Regions from separate parts of the Homo sapiens genome. Here region 2 is linked to region 1. Evidence: chromatin contacts called from ENCODE Hi-C data. All regions are on one chromosome and are shown on one strand. The core of a region is the stretch at or near the end of the contact, and the rest is flanking DNA. Distances in the headings are between cores, read along the strand shown. Region 1 has its middle 140 kb from the start of LINC00583. Region 2 has its middle 180 kb from the start of LINC01235.

The links. Hi-C counts contacts between places; a loop is a spot of excess contacts on that map. Pooled maps may share reads with other maps.
Region 2: a map of heart right ventricle shows a loop between it and region 1 (3-fold over the local background). The contact joins two enhancer-like sites. A Hi-C loop is called at or near these places in 3 of 168 maps with a recorded cell type or tissue (Right ventricle myocardium inferior, gastrocnemius medialis and heart right ventricle) and 4 of 50 pooled maps.

The regions. Positions count from the first base shown.
Region 1 is chr9:13,784,926-13,787,625 of GRCh38, forward strand. No RefSeq gene overlaps it. Among named protein-coding and RNA genes, the nearest start is that of LINC00583, 140 kb to the right of the region's middle. Within about 2 kb of position 1,371, at least 7 of the 41 ENCODE cell types and tissues checked have a DNase peak (open chromatin) inside an H3K27ac peak, as active enhancers do; they include gastrocnemius medialis and heart right ventricle, where a contact is called at or near this core.
Region 2 is chr9:13,606,938-13,609,637 of GRCh38, forward strand. No RefSeq gene overlaps it. Among named protein-coding and RNA genes, the nearest start is that of LINC01235, 180 kb to the left of the region's middle. Within about 2 kb of position 1,399, at least 5 of the 41 ENCODE cell types and tissues checked have a DNase peak (open chromatin) inside an H3K27ac peak, as active enhancers do; they include gastrocnemius medialis and heart right ventricle, where a contact is called at or near this core.

The DNA of each region.
Region 1 (2,700 bases), core at 121-2,620:
TTCATTTTAATAAGCTAGATTAATTTTAAAAGTATTAAAATAATTATAGATCTGATACCAATGAAGATCAACTCAATCAAGTCAGTCTCTCTCTCTCCCGCCCCTGCTTTTTTTTTTTTTTTTTTTTTTTTTTTGAGATAGATTCTCACTCTATTATCCAGGTTGGAGTGCAATGGCACAATCTCAGCTCACTGAAACCTCTGCCTCCCGGCTTCCAGCGATTCTCATGCCTCAGCCTCCCGAGTAGCTGGTACTACAGATGCCTGTCAACATGCCCCCCTAATTTTTTTTTTTTTAGGAGAGACAGGGTTTTGCCATGTTGGCCAGGCTGGTCTGGAACTCCCAGCCTCATGTGATCCGCCCAAAGTGCTGGAATTACAGGTGTGAGCCACCACACCCAGCCAATGTCTCTACATCCATCTCTTTGATTTTACTCTTGACCAGTATTTCTCAAACGTCCTTTTACTTGAAGAAAAAAAATTTATGACTTCAATCCTTCTAAGTCACTTTTTGAATCACACAGCTTCTTATATATTTACAAATATAAAAGCAGGAATGAATCCATATGCTACAGATATTGGTGAGTTGCAGTTGTGGTCTCTGAAAGGTGGTATCCATGTAGTCACATTTTTCAAAATAAATAAAAGATCTGCTGAGTTTGATGAGGTTTAAAAAGGTATGAGTCCTATCCAGGACTATGATTTAGTCCTCACACATAGTCTACTAGCCCTTATAACCTTTTAAAAAATGTATGATTAATAAAACATTTTTCATTGACTTATTCCTGGAGCTTTGCTTCCATTGAGACCACCTGGGGCTTGGAGCACCCAGATTCTCTAGTGAGCTGATCTGAATGCTATGCCTTCAAATTGCCTACCTGAAGCCTCCACCCCTTCCTCAACTAAAGGATGAAAATCGAAGCCAGAAGTTCAAAATACACCTCTGATTTTGAAGAGGCTGTTGGGATTCTTAAATAACAACAAAAAGTAGTTTGGTGCTCTTCTCTGCACATGCTACAGTAAGCCTTTAGGGGAATGTTCTGAGAGTGATTACTGTCGTGGTAAGCAATGGTTTTTGTAGGTGCTGGTTTGTGGGGTGATTACTTGGGCTTAATCTCTTTCTCATGGGTAAATGTGAAGCCTCTCCAGTTCACATTTGTTATTCAGGCAGAAATCAACTGAAATTTGTCTATAAGAAGATATTGGGCTGGCCCCTGTTTTGCCTCTTAGCGCCCTTCCTTACCTATCCTACATGCAAGCTCCCCACTGGGAAAGGGCAGCTTCCTCCATGGGATCTGTCTTGTATCTTGTCTCCATATTGTTGCTGGGAAACCTCTTCTTGAAGTCAAGTGATAAAGTTGCACTTCTGTTTCCAATGGCGCCCGTCCAGCCCGAAGTGAGACTGGCTGCTTTGTGAGAGCTTCTCAACTGGGTCGCCAAGCACAGTAGTGCAGCTGGAAAGTGTTTTCTCACTGTTGTGCCCCAAGACTGCGGTTAGTTTCAAATTCCTATGAATGTGACTAAAAAATGTTTGTGTTTTAGCCACAATCACTAACAAATTACACTCAGCTATTCAACGCACAGACCAAAAGAGAGCCTGACCCCATTATCAAAACTCAAACCCAGATGGTGAGGAGTCCCAGCCTAATGAGGGCCTCTCAGTCATTTCAAACAAATTTCTTGTCAATCATGCCACATTGCATATGGGGGTCTTCTTTCAAAGACATCCAAGTTTGAGGACTCAGAGGCTTTCCACGGCTAAGCAATGCCTTCCTCCTAAAATTACTCATTTTTCAAGAGCTTTGAGAAAATCCTCTTCTCTCCTTTTCCTCCCTTCCTTCCCTAAAAAGAAAAAAAAAAATCTATCCTGTCTACACTAGACAACTTTATCAGACTCAAATATCAAAATTGGAGCAGCCAGAAAGTCTGAACTACATTCTTGGCTCACTCATCAGGGAAAGAAAAAAACAAAATGAACTCAGAAGAAAAAGAAAGACAATATCAAAAAGCTTTATTGAATAGTCTTCTGAATGTAAAATAAATTTACCAGAAACTGTAATTCCAGGATCCAATGCTCACTTTGATTGCAATAAAGAGTTAGAAAGAAAACCACACTGTTGTCTGGAACTTGACAAAGGTACAAAGAGAATCCCCTGTTTTTCCATCTTTCTAGATGAGATGCAGAATTTTGCCCTCTGCCCAAAAGGCTTTGGCCTTACAGGTCTGTCTTGACCCTGTGTTTGCTCCTGTTCCATTTGGTTCTTTCCTTACTCTCAGTGAATCAAAGCCTGACCTCTCCTTGGCTTTTTCTCCTTTCTCAATACTCCATGCACGCTTCTCTGACTATGAAGTGTCGCCCCTGATGTTCTCTCTGGCATCTCTTGCAGGCTGCCATGCTTAGTGGTAAATTCCCTCCCCTGGAGAGGCAGTCACAGCTGTGTGTCCTACGAAAGGACTGAGCTGCTTGCTGCGTGCAAAGTAGAAGAAAACCAGTGTAAATCGCAGTCCTAATTGCCCATATGGGAGATTTGCAAAGAAGGAAGTGAGTACAATGAAAGAGCAGGGCAAGTCGTAAGCAGAAGGCTGAGACCGGAGTGCTGAGGGAAAAGCAGCCACCATATCAAGAAGTTCAGAAATTGTTTCTGCTACTGCTGCTGAGGATTCAAAGAGGGTTTTAGAATAAAACAAAGTCCGCTGGTGT
Region 2 (2,700 bases), core at 149-2,648, 180 kb before region 1:
TGGCAAAAATTCAAAGGAAATGGATTTTAAAAGAAAATATTTAAAAATAAAGTGATAGCATAGTGTAACTTTCTTTATTGGAATGAGGGAAAACCCACTAAAATATAAAGCTACTTCAAGCAGAAGAGTATTTTCATCTTATTGCTTTCTTAGTGACCACACCCATCTCATTTTCTTACCTGGCTCAGTACCAGGCCCAGAGGGAGAGGTTTTAAATTTTTATTTTTTTTAATTGAAAACGGATGCTGCACCTTGTTTTTCAAGCCTGCATTTTTCATCAGAAAGAAAAAAAAAAGAACACCTCGCCAAGTATTAGTTTGTTACCTATGCAACCACATAAAACCTAGGAATCAAAACTTGGCATTCAGCTTTATAGACAGTCACACTGGAAAAATCAAGAAAGTCCCAAATAAGTTTGTTGTCTTCCCAGGACATCTCATTTCAAATTGTGTGTCTGATTCTCTCATCCATCTTCTCTACAGAGTTTCTTTTGGCGTTATATTTCCTGTATTGTCAGAAACGAAGCTACATTTAAAAGGTTAAATCAAATAAACCCAGCTACAAAAGGGTTTATAAAATAATCATAGTTGTGAACAGCAAGGAAAGAGGACAACCACTAAAACCATAAAGGGAATCCTTCATGGATGGCCGTGCTTTAAAGTTCACATGAGCTATGTAACATTAGATGCTTTTAAAATTCAGAGGACAAAGTACAGGCATGTTTGTGCATTTCTCTTTCATTTGACAAGTTTTTTTTAGTTAGGTCTGGACCAGATACTCTCTGCTGCTTGCACATGTGTAATTGAGGAGTTTGCTTTGGTAATGTTTTCCACTTTCAAACTTGTGTACTATCAAGAGGTAAGAACAATCCCACCTCCTTCTAAACCCCAAAGTGACACCAAATTCCGGCTTGATCTCCTCAGTGTCAGAACCAGCATCCATTTGAAATATTGTCCAAGCAACTTACTGGTATCTTGGGAAGCTGTTAATCACAGACTGCCCTGCCTTCTGTGAAACTGACAGCATTTGGAAGGCTGCTGGGCACACTAAATTTAAAAGTAAATGTTTGGCAGCTTCAGCCGTCCTCAAGTTTGGCAAGGAGAGTATAATCAACAAAGGGGCATTACTTTTAATTGTATTTAAAAATATAAGTCCCTGCAGTATCCAGAGCTGTGTGCTCTGAGAGGCCCTTGTGCTGTTTGCCCCTTTGCACCAGGGGGGATGCAGTTTATACAAGCAGGCTTTGTTTTAATTAGTGCAGCAAGCAGCCTCCCTCCCCACCTCCTCCTTTCAATGCTTCCAGTTTACAATTGTCCATAACCCCCTCAGCTAAAAATTGTTACCAAGAAAAATTCCACAGAAACCAAAAGAAAAGGGCCAGCAGAGACTGTGCTTTTAAAGAGCTTTTCCAGACTGACTCGGCAGAGCTGTCTGCAGGGAGTGAGTCGCTGAGCTATTATTACTCCAATGGGTTTCAGCTCCGGGGATGTCCCCCAAGGTTAACAAGATAGTTCCGTTAAAAATAACATTAAATTCTTCTCCCTACCCCTTCCCCCAAAAGGGGAAAAACAACAACATGCCCACCTTTTAATAACATTAAGGATCTGGTTTAAAGTGACAAAAGCCAGAAAATTCTAATTTAAGGGGGTTAGAATTCTATCTCCAAGCCACGTCTTTGAGGACGAATAAAATCCAGACTTAATGAGGTGAGTTAAGGATAAAGTGCCAGCTTTAACCCAGCATTACAGAGCTTTTGTGCCTCCTGAGGCAGGCTCTTCTGAATGTTGAAGCAGTAGATAGCAAAAATTAGTGTTTAAAAGAGAAACAACTTAAGGTGGGATGAGAAGCACATTGTATGAAATCGTAGTCTTGGACAAACGTTGTTTTACGTTTAGCAAAGAAAAGCACTTGGTTCTTGCGCGCTGATCAAAACCTTTGTCATCTGATTAGTTGTGCGAAGGATTTTTTTGTGCTGCATCTTTTTCCTTTTGATTTTCAACATTGCACACACCCACAAATTCAAGTCTTCATTTTCATTGAAATCATGTTGAACAATCACTCCTTTTATTCTTTAATTAAAAAAAGAGATGCTCAGGAGGGAAGATTTTGTAAAGTATTTGAAATTCATGCTTTGTTGGACCACTGGATTATAAAAGCTGTGAAGGTGTCATTAGAGACTTCGCATAATCAGTGACTGGGTATAGATCAATATCACTCACTCATTTCCAGGACAGAGACTGGTTTGCGACCTGTGTTCACAGTTTCCTTCAAGGTATACAACCATGTGGAGAAAGGACTTCTCAAATTAGGATTTTAAACTGAAGTATTTTCAGGTTAAAATGTTTACAGTCTTAAACTACTTTGATTCCATTATATTTGTGCATATTTTTAAAATATAAAATTTAAGCGTTTTTGAGAAGAAATACTATGTACTCGTGTGATATCAAATAAGCCTCATTTATTCACTTGGAAAATGAATATAATTTTTAGGCAATTATCAGTGTAATTTTTTTCTCCCTATTAAAAAAGAAAATTTCTGTTTCTTGTTTGCCTCTTTCTAACTTGTTTGTTGTAAACATCTCAAACTGACCTTTTAAACTCTAATTTTATGCTGAAATGAATATTTCCATTACTCCCAACACTGATATATCCATGGAGCTAAAGGAAAAAAGCCCATTTCCTACATATTAGTTAGAGAAA